Regions from separate parts of the Homo sapiens genome. Here region 2 is linked to region 1. Evidence: read pairs that join two places in POLR2A ChIA-PET (ENCODE). Cell type or tissue: HepG2. All regions are shown on one strand. Each heading gives the region's core, and the rest is flanking DNA. Links, peaks and the distances in the headings are about the cores only.

The links. ChIA-PET counts read pairs that join two places held together with the same protein. Peaks named below come from ENCODE experiments on the same cell type or tissue, not always from the same donor. Only the 100,000 strongest peaks of a DNase experiment are listed, where the experiment ranks them.
Region 2: POLR2A ChIA-PET joins it to region 1 with 5 read pairs; 2 of 35 experiments call an interaction of 5 or more read pairs at or near these places.

What each region holds. Positions count from the first base shown.
Region 1 is chr1:9,396,685-9,402,047 of GRCh38, forward strand. No RefSeq gene overlaps it. Among named protein-coding and RNA genes, the nearest start is that of LINC02606, 30 kb to the right of the region's middle. RefSeq lists enhancers at 2,445-3,288, 3,289-4,131, 4,132-4,974. In HepG2, for the core only: a CTCF peak has its summit at 4,148; DNase peaks (open chromatin) are centred at 3,077, 3,427 and 4,137; H3K4me3 peaks cover 2,042 bases; H3K27me3 peaks cover 1,665 bases.
Region 2 is chr1:9,276,699-9,282,061 of GRCh38, forward strand. No RefSeq gene overlaps it. Among named protein-coding and RNA genes, the nearest start is that of SPSB1, 14 kb to the right of the region's middle. RefSeq lists an enhancer at 2,625-2,794. In HepG2, for the core only: no CTCF peak of the experiment used is centred there; DNase peaks (open chromatin) are centred at 2,643 and 3,823; H3K4me3 peaks cover 1,692 bases.

The DNA.
Region 1 (5,363 bases), core at 305-5,304:
AGAGCAGCCTGGGCAATGTAGGGAGACACCATCTCTACCAAAAAAAAAAAAAGAAGAAGAATAAAAAGAAAAAAAAAGATGTATTGTTTTTAAAAAGGTAAATGTTTCTGATACGAAAGGAATGGTGAATCCTGACACAGGTCACCCTTCCTAGAGCCGACATCAACAGGAGCGACTCCCTCTCCTCATTCCAAGAAACGTGGGATCGTGGGGTCAGCAGGATTCTGGCTTCCCATCCCTGGACAGTTTGGACCTTGGCAAAGGTACTGTTGACAAGGGGCTGGGCCCTGCCAAACACATCCCGGGATGCTCTCAGCTACTCCCAGGAAGAGGAGAGGAAGGAAAATGCTGCCCAAAGACAGTGCCCAGCAGGCGTGTTGCCCCCAGCCCAGCTGCCATGCTGCCTACCCCACAAAAGCCTAGGGCCTCCCTGAGTCCTGGTAAACCGGACTCCATGGGGACTGAGGCCTCGCACGAGCTGAGTCCCCAGGCTTGGGCATGGCTCTTGCCCTTTCCTTTCCTTTCTTTCCTGTCCTGTCCTGTCCTTTCCTTCTTTTTTTCCTTCCTTCCTTCTTTTCTCTCTCTCTCTCTCTCTTTCTCTCTCTCTCTCTCTTTCTTTCCCTCTTTCTTTCTGATGGGATCTCACTCAGTCACCCAGGCTGGAGTGCAGTGGTGCAATCATGGCTCACTGCAGCCTCAACCTCCCAGGCTCAAGCGATCATCCTGCCTCAGCCTCCCGAGTAGCTGGGACCACAGGCATGCACCGCCACACCCAGCTAATTTTCCATTTTTTTGTAGAGATGGGGTTTCACTATGTTGCCCAGGCTGGTCTCGAACTCCTGGACACAAGCCATCCTCCCACCTTGGCCTCCCAACGTGCTGGGATTACAGGCGTGAGCCACCGCACCTGGCCTGGCCCTTGCTGTTTCTTTCCTCCGGGAGGAACAAGGGCCTTACGGGACCGGGGGCTTCCACTTCTCCAAGTGGAAACCTCAGCCAGGGCTTGGTCAGAGCTGGCTTATGAGCTGGAATCAGCCCAGTCCACCTGGCCAGAGACTTCGATGGTCCAGGCCACGCCAGCCTCGAGGGGCCGGAAGGGAAAAGAAATTCGGCTCTGATCCCTCTGGCTCCTGGAAGAGGAGGTGGGCTGCTGCAGGCGTGTGCCTTGGGATGGATTCTAGAGCCCAGGGTCCCCTGTCCAGGCCTGGATGACCCAGCGATGGGAGCGATTTTTTAAATATTTTTCAATTAAGTCCGTGAGAGAGCTCAGAAGCCAACCCTGTGCGTGGCGTACAAATCCGGGCCGTGCAGCAGCAGCTCAGTTGGCAGGGGCCTCTCACTGGGCCCGCCAGCCACACCCTTGGACCGGCCAGGTTTTTCCTGAGTGGAAGCAGGGTTCAGGCCCTATGTGCCCTGCAGGACTGAGGAGTCCAGCAGGCTATCCGGGTCCCACAGAAAAGGTGGGGAATTCTGGCCAGCAGCCGGGCAGGGGACGAAAGAGGATGCTGAGAAGCTTTCAGGCGTTTCTCCACCCTCCTGAGTCACACGGGAATGTCTGAGACCAGGAGGCAGGTCGGGGGACTGGACGGGGGGGTGCTTTTTTGCAGCCTCTGCCAGGATCCCAGTGGGGGCAGGAGGAGAGACAGGCCCAGAGCTGGGCGAGGAGAGCTGGAGAGAGGCTGAGGAGGATACAGCTGCAGCCTCAAGCCCAGACACCACTTCCTCTCTCCCACCCCTCCCTCCTTTCCAGCCATGTGGCCCACCAAAGACCTCATCCTCGGGAAACGCAGCCAGGTCCCACCCACGAGGGCAGGGGCCTGGGGCTCCCCATCCCCAGCTGAGTTCAGGGCAGCATGAGGCCTGGCCTCACCTCCCTCTGCTCTCCCACCCGTGGGGGCTGCTGCCCTCACCCGTGGCTTCTAGATGATAGCCTCCCCCTCCATCCTATCCTCAACACCTCCCACAAGCTGGGCATACAGCTAGGGCTTAATAAATGCCAGTTTTCCCTCCTCTACTGCACCACACAGAGATTATTCAGATCCTCACCTTGCCTGGTAGGCTCATCTCAGGACATGGACAAATTAGAAACTATTTTATTTGTTTGTTTATTTTTCTATTTATTTATTTTTGAGACAGAGTCTTGTTCTGTCACCCAGGCTGGAGTGCGGTGGCGCCATCTTGGCTCACTGCAACCTCCACCTCCCAGGTTCAAGCGATTCTCCTGCCACAGCCTAAAGGGATTACAAGTAGCTGGGATTACAGGCACCCGCCACCACACTTGGCTCATTTTTGTATTTTTAGTAGAGATGGGGTTTCGCCATGTTGGCCAGGCTGGTCTCGAACTCCTGAGCTCAGGTGATCTGCCCACCTCAGCCTCCCATAGTGCTGAGATTACAGATGTGAGCCGCCACGCCCAACTTATTTATTTACTTGTTTATTTATTTTTAGATGGCGTCCCACTCTGTCACCCAGGCTGGAGTGCAGCGGTACTATCTCAGCTCACTGCAACCTCCGCCTCCTGGGGTCAAGTGATTCTGCTGCCTCAGCCTCCCAAGTAGCTGAGATTACAGGCACACACCACCATGCCCAGCTAATTTTTGTATATTTAAATAGAGATGGGTTTCACCACATTGGTCAGGTTGGTCTTGAACTCCTGACCTCAAGTGATCCACCTGCCTCAGCCTCCCAAAGTGCTGGGATTACGGGTGTGAGCCACCACACCTGGCCCAAATTAGGAACTAAATCATCAGCAAAAGCTGAGTCGCTTGCCCCTGGAAGAGGCAGCTGAGGACCAGCTGAGGCCACTTGACGCTGGGCGGGGGGCGGGGGGGCCCTGCCCTGCTCTGCCCCAGGGAGGTGCTGCTGCAGACCCTGCCTGTGCTGCAGTCCGAGGCCGCCCTCAAACCCCCGCTTCCAGCAGGATCCCCGCTGTCACTGAGATCCAGAGCTGCCACTGCTTCCGCATCATCCTTGTTTGCTATTTGGTGCTTTGGGCAAGCAGAGCTGTGTTTTGCCAGCTGCCGGCTGGCAGCTCAGCCCATCCTGCAGCTGGAGGCCCGAGCAGGGGGCCCAGGGAGCCCTTTGAAGTCCCTGTCTCAGCTGACAGCCCTCCCCTCTCGCCTCCCACCAGGGAATCCCACTGCCTCTGGTATGGACAAACACTCGCAAAGCTCAGAAAAGTGTAGCCACCTTTCCTGAAAATATTCAGCCTGGCCCAGCCCTGCTGGAAGCCACTGCACACGGTTCTTGGGGCTGAGACCATGGCTTTCTGCAAACTAACGTGGCCTTTGGGTGCAGCAATAGAGCCAGAAGACATCAGGGTGGCCTCAACCTAGAAGCCAGGTCCCGGCCACCTCTCACACAGGCTGGGCTAAGGGGAGGCTGCAGAGGAAGTTCAGTGGCAGCTGTTCCCTTTGCACCGGGGACTAGAGGTCGGACAGCTGGGATTAGTCAGAGGTGCCGAGCTGTGTCCTCCGCCAGCCCAACCATGGGGACCTTCTCCAAGTGGAAACCTCGGCTTGGGCTTAGCCAGAGCTGGCTTACGAGCTGGAATCAGCCCAGTCCACCTGGCTGGAGTCTTTGATGGCCCAGGCCACGCCAGCTTCATGGGGTCTGCAGGGAAAAGAAGTTCAGCTCAGAAATCTCTGGCTCCTAGAAAAGGAGGTGGGCGCCCTCCTGCCAGAGCCAGCTGATTTTAATTCAGCTACCCGGCAAACCTCCCTGGTTCCTGCTCTATGACAAACCCAGGGCAGGTGCCAAGATACAGAGATAGACAAAACTCAGTGCCTACCCTAGAGGAATTCATAGTCAGGTAAAATAACGGCCACACAGTGTGTCTGTGCCCATGTGGCAGAGGCCCAGAGAAGCAGCCTAGGACTGAGCTGAGCTGATATGCTTTGCAGGAAGTGGGTGAAAGTGCGGCAGAGGCCTGGGAGGCGGGAGGCCAGGTCTCTGGCAGTGGGGGTTCTTTCTTTAGCAGTCCCCTCCTAGCACCCACACAGTCCCAGGCCCTGGGAGGGCCAGCTCTGCACCCCAAAGCTGCTAAGTCTGTGGTCCAGGAGGTAGGTGGCCGCAGCTGCACCTGCCCGTCCCTCAGCCAGGGGAAGTGACTCGCCTCTGAGGCTCCTGCAGGCTGCCTCCTGGGGGAGCGTGCAGGAAAGAGTTTGCAGGTTTTATGGCCAGTGAGGTCCGGCTCAGGCCTGAGGAGGGTGCAGGCCAAGCCGGCCGGTTCTAATTAGGGGACTGGGCTCCTCGTAGCAGCCCAGGGGCCTGGGGGCTTTGCCAGTTTGTAGAACAGCCAGCACTGTTTTGCACAGTGTCTCCTGGCAACGGGGGCCACTCCAATGGGGAGCGGGGTGCCCTGGGAGCCCTTGTGGGCAGCAGCCAGCCACTCAGCCTGAGCTCACTCGTGCGGTCCCCTCCAGGTACTTCCGCCCTACCAGACTGACCTCGGGGGACACAGATCCCTGCTAGAGCATGGGGCAAACTGCCCTCTCCCAGCCTGGGTCAGTGCTGCCAGAACCCAAAGGGACTGGGGACGGAGGCTGGGTCTTTGCTTCCCCTCACCACCTCAGGTTGCCCTGAGTAAGCATTCTAAAACAAAAGGAGGCCGGGCGCGGCGGCTCATGCCTGTAATCCCAGCACTTAGGGCGGCCAAGGTGGGCGGATCACTTGAGGTCAAGAGTTTGAGACCAGCCTGGCCAACATGGTGAAACCCCATCTCTACTAAAAATACACAAAATTAGCCGGGCGTGGTGGTGCGCGCCTGTAATCCCAGCTACTCAGGAGGCTGAGAAACAAGAATTGCTGAGGCAGAGGTTGACGAAGGGGGTGGAGGTTGCAGTGAGCCGAAATTGTGCCACTGCACTCCAGCCTGGGCGACAGAGTGAGACTCTGTTTCAAAAAAAATAAAACAAAATAAAAGTAAGATAAACCAAGAATAAGTACCGACGCCTAGTGTCTAGACAATGCCTAGCACACAGTAGATGCTCAAAGAATGCAGAGTGAATAACCAAGCTCAGTGCTTGGAAACCTGGCTGGCACACAGTAGGCTCACAATCCATGTGCCGAACACAAGAAGGAATGAAGTTTGTCTTCAGCCCCATGCAGTGAGTTCTAGAAAGCAGGTGGCCTGTTGCTTTCATCTTGTGTCTGCAATGCCTGATACAGGACCCAGGACTCCTCGGGCCTGGCAGGACCCGCCCCAGCCGAGGTTCCCGTCCTGGTGCTGGGGGCGAAGGGGAGGGAGGGAGGCCGGCAGGCGGCTGGTCAGACAGTGTGAGTCTGGCCTTTGAATGTTATTCCCGGCAGTTCCTCTGATTCACAGCTGTCCCAGGAACAGTCATGGCTGTGTCAATAAATAT
Region 2 (5,363 bases), core at 161-5,160, 120 kb before region 1:
AACCATTTGTTGGCAATTGAAATAAAATATATATGTATATATAATATTCTAATGAAAAAATATAAAAATAAAATGACCCAGTAGGTACAAATTTCTTTGTAATGGAAGACAAATGCTGATATAATTTAAATCACAATAACAGCCAATGGCCTAAAAAAGAAAGGAAGGGAGGGTTTAGAAGACTCTCGAGATAGCCCAGGCACAGGTGGAGGCCCAGAAAAGCTTTAGGTCAGGAGAAAGGCGTAAACCCCAGGTCACTTGCTATGTAGGCAGCTGCAGGGATGCAGGGCACCCACAGTGAGAGAGAGAGAAAAGGCTGCCCTGGGCTGGAGGCCACAACACCAGACCCCGAAATCCTCCTTTAAGAGGTCTTGAGCCCCTGTGTATTAGTCTGTTTTCACGCTGCTGATAAAGACATACCTGAGATTGGGTATTTTATTTTGTTTTGTTTTGTTTTATTTTATTGAGATGGAATCTCGCTCTGTCACACAAGCTGGAGCACAGGGTACGATCTTGGCTCACTGCAACCTGTGCCTCCAGGGTTCAAGCAATTCTCCTGTCTCAGCCTCCCCAGTAGAGTAGCTGGGACTACAGGTGTGCACCACCATGCCCAGCTAATTTTTTTTTTTTTTTTTGAGATGGAGTCTCGGTCTGCCACCCAGGCGGGAGTGCAGTGGCACAATCTCGGCTCACTGCAAGCTCCACCTCCTGGGTTCATGCCATTATCCTGCCTCAGCCTCCCCAGTAGCTGGGACTACAGGCGCCCACCACCACGCCTGGCTAATTTTTTTTTGTATTTTTGTAGAGACAGGGTTTCACCGTGTTAGCCAGGATGGTCTCAATCTCCTCACCTCGTGATCCGCCTGCCTCGGCCTCCCAAAGAGCTGGGATTACAGGCATGAGCCATCGCGCCCAGCCTAATTTTTGTATTTTTAGTAAAGACAGGGTTTCACCATGTTGGTCAGGCTGGTCTCAAACTCCTGACCTCAAGTGATCGGCCCACCTCGGCCTCCCAAAGTGCTGGGATTACAGGTGTGAGCCACCCCACCCGGCCCAGACTGAGTAATTTATAAAGCAAGAAAGGTTTAATGAACTCACAGTTCTACGTGGCCAGGGAGGCCTCACAATCATGGCAGAAGGTGAGAGGCACATCTTACATGGTGGCAGACAAGCAGAGAATGAGAGCCAAGTGAAAGGGGAAACCCCTTATAAAATCGTCAGATCTCATGAGACTTATTCGCTACCGGGAGAACAGTACTGGGAAAACCGCGCCCATGATTCAATGACTTCCCACCGGGTCTCTCCCACAACACTTGGGAATTCTGGGAGCTACAATGCAAGGTGAGATTTGGGTGGGGACAGAGCCAAACTGTATCAGCCTGGTTCTAAACTCTCCCTCTCCAAGCCACTAGATTTCCATGCCACACCTCACTTTGATCCTGAATTTGGGCCATCACTTGCTATATTTCCCAGGACTCCTTTGGTTGCAAGGGACAGCAACCCAACTCGAACTAAATTTAAAAATGAAAAAATAAAAATAAAAGGAAATGTCCTGGCCCTTCTCCTTGGAAGGCCCCAGGGGTGGAAACAGCTTCAGCAGAGCTGGGTCCAGGGACGTTAAGCAACGTCGCCAGGAAACTGTGAGTTCAGCTCCCTTTGCATTCACGTTGCCAGATTGAGCAAGTCAATCTTCAAGATGCCTAGTTAAGTTTGAATTTCAGATAAAGAACAAATACAGTTTTAATATAAGTATGTCCCTTGCAACATTTGAGACATACTTATACTAAAAGTTATCTGCTGTTTATTTGAAATCCAAATGTGCCTAGGTGTCCTCTGTTTTATCTGGCAGCTCCACCGTCTGTATCGGCCATTTTCTTGCCTCCTGCATTTGGCTTTTCTTGTAAGGGAAAACGGCTCCAAGTAGCTCTCAGTGTCTTGATGGCCCAAGATGCCAGAGGAAGGGAGGCCATCGAGCTGCATGGCTGCACCTTGTACATCCTAGGGAGGCCCTGGCTGGGTCTGTCGTGGATGCCGTGGCTGCAGCATTGGGAAGCCCCTGGGGTGCCTTCTCACTTCCCCCAACACCAGCAGCCTCCTCCCTCCTCCACCAATTCTTGGGTAGGACTGGTTGAGAGTTTCTCAGTCTTTGTCAAGGGCTGTGCCAAGGCAGTTTCAAGCCTGGCTGTGCTCTCTCTTCCAATCGGATTCTGCCCAGAGCCCCTCCCCATGGGGATTCTGGTAGGGTTCACGTCTGAATCGATCACTTGCTGGATTGGGATGGGGGCCGGTTGTCCATCCCTGGAGTGTTGCACAGCCCTGGGTGGGATGCTCCCAGAAGGAAATGCTGAGCACAGAACCACACATATCTGTGCAGGGGCTGGAGGTGAAAGTTCCAAGGGATCCCGGAACTTGTCACTAAGCGTCTACCAGGCCATAGAAATCAGGACAGCCTAGTGAACAGAAAAAACAACTTTAGCAGTTGTGATTCCATGTTCCAGGGAAGGGAATATCCACCCAAAAGTTTTTCTAATCATAAAGTTATTTCAGAAGCAAGTCATGCCCCAAGAAAACCACACCGAGGGGTGTGTTTATAACCAGAGCCTTACAGGCAGTTGGCTCCAACGCCCACCTGCATTGGAGAGCAAAGTTCACAGGAGACTGAGGTGGGAGGGGAAGAAGCCTCTTCCTGCTCTGAGAATCCGCATGGGTCGCAGTGCTTCCCTTCCTCAGCTCCCCCACCGCAGGCTGCTAAAATGACCCCGAGTGCCTCAGAAATCTCAGGGCCACCGCAGCCTCTCCCCTCTCAGCCATGGTTCGATTCCTCATAAATATTAAGACTTCATGTGCTCCTGCGTGGATTTTCACCAAGTCCTAAAATGCAGTGTAGACGCTCCAGGGAAGAGGAAGCAAGTGACATTCCTGGCCCGCTCTTACGCCACGAGCTCTGCAGACGCCGAAAGGTTGCTCACAGGAGGCGGAAAGTGCCAGGGGTTGGGCCTGAGGTCATGCAGAGGCCAACTGTGGGCCGGGGTCCCAGCGGCAGCCTCCCCACCGAGGGCTGTGTTGAACCCTGGAGAGAGAGGGCGAGAGAGAGAGAGCGAGAGAGAGAGAGAGAGAGACAAAGCGAGCGAGAGAGAAAGCTAGCATGAAGGCTTGTTGGAGGCCTGACTCCCCAAGGCCAGACCCTAAGGCCTTGAAGGTCAGCCAAGAAGTTGACCAAGCCAAGAAGTCCTGAGACTTGGAGCCACAGGGCCAGTGGGGCACCATCTCCCCAGAACAAAAACTGTACCCCAAGAATTGAAGGGAAATATTATTTTTACTCTGAAACGTTCTGGAGCAGAATGCAAAATTCCATCCCTTTCAAATAGAAAACACAAGCTATTCACACTTGAGGTGGGTGAGGGTGCTTTTGGGGAAAAGTTTGAGAGTCGCGTCCTGGGCACTGGGCAATCATCAGAGGGTGTCTCCCTCGGGAGGGGTCCAGTCAGGCCTGGCTTCACGGGGATGGTCAGTGAGGCAGGGCTGGGCGATGGGCGCCGGCTCCTCCTGGAGTCAACCTTTCATTCATTCATTCATTCAGCAAATGGCAGTCGTGGGGTAGGCAGCCATGCACATGGCAGTCAAGGCCCTCCCTTTCCATTCCAGACTGTGATTGATCCGTGCTCCCCTCCCCGCCCCGACCCCACTCCCCGCCCCGCCCCCACTCCCCGCCCCGCCCCCACTCCCCGCCCCGCCCCCACTCCCCGCCCCGCCGCTGGCAGCGGGCAAGGACCCACGACTCATCCCATGGCCTCCCTCTGGGTAAGTGCTTGTCGACTGAGTCAACGACTGAATCAGCCGCGGTTGTCAGGGCTCAGCTGGACTGAGCGCTGCTGCCTGTGGGCGTTTCCTCCTCATGTGTTTTTTATCAGCAGCAGCGGCTGCAGGGTCCCCGTGCTCAGGGGTTGCCTCTGTCGTGCTCACTCTGCCCCGCGCTCTGTCCACACCCCTGCTCCATCCAACTCGCAGATGGAGCGGTTTCCTTTGAGCCCCAGTCCTGTCCAAACACACATGGGTGCTGGGCTTTCCCTGTGGCACATTTTCTACCCTCTGTAGGCAGGAAAGAGCAAGCACATGGAGGCAGCCCTGTTGTCCTTGGCCTTTCCAGGACACCTGGGAGGAGACAGCACCCTGTGAGGCTAAGAGCTGGACTCTGGAGTCAGAAAGGTCTGAGTTCAAATCCCACCCCTGCTGCTGAGAGAGTGGCACAGGGCAGTTTCACCACTGTGAGCTTGTTCCTCCTCTGTGAACTGAATAATAAACCCTGCTTTCCAGAAAAGAGGCGCACAGAGAGGACTTTATCATAGGGCCCACGATGAGCTCCCGGGGTCCGAGCGAGAGACCCGCAGCACCACTTGGTGGGGGCAGGGCCGTGTGTCTGCATGTGCACCTGTTCATCTGCCCACCGCAGGCTCTCACATACCAGGGCTTTGTCTTCTGCAAGGATGACCAAGACATGGCCCTGCACTCAGGAAATGACAGGCAAGGAGCGTTCTCAGGGGTGGCAGATGTAGCGAGAGCACTTGGGTCGGAGCCACAGGGCTCTGGGCAGAGACTGCGGTTCCGTGTTGGGGGAAGGAGGTTAGGGAGTCAGGAAAGATCTCCATCATGTGGGGGCCTTGAATTAGAAGTTCAGCAAGTGCCACAGACTGATTTCACATCCCACCACAAGTATTTATTGAGCACCTATTGTGTAATAGGCACTGTGCCTGGTGCTGGGATACACGGGGTGGTAGCACAAAGGAAGACACTGCCCAGGGCTCCTGGCCTGGCGGGGACACAGACAAGGGCCCAAGGGATGGCAGCCCCAAGGGGCAGGGCCAAGCTGGGCCATGCGGAGGGTGCCGTGGGACTGCCTGGCAGGAGCATCTGTCCACCCTGGGGATCAGTGCAGAACGTGATTCCATCCTGATGGAAAAGACGTTTCGGCTGGGAGCAGAAAGATGAGGAAAGCGCTGCTGTGTGGCATGGGGCCAGCTGCTTCCCCTCCCTGAGCCTCGGTCTCCTCACCCACAAGCGGAGGGACTTGGAGCTCTGCTCTCTCAGGTTCTGGTGGCTCTGATGGGATGTGACACCCATGACATTCCCAGGAGCTGAGAGGATCTCCTGCTACTTGATAACCTGGAAGGCCCGTGAAAGCTTAGGGCTCTGTCAATGTAGGAATCAAGGCTGTGGAGGCAGATTAGCAGCAGTCCAGCCCCGAGCTGGGACCTGCTCAGCACGCCTCCTCTGCACTGGCATTGCCTGCATGTCCAGGTCCTGCCACAACTGCACACTCCACCTCCCAGCTCGAGCCCCGGGGCCCTCTGAGAGGAGGCAGAGCT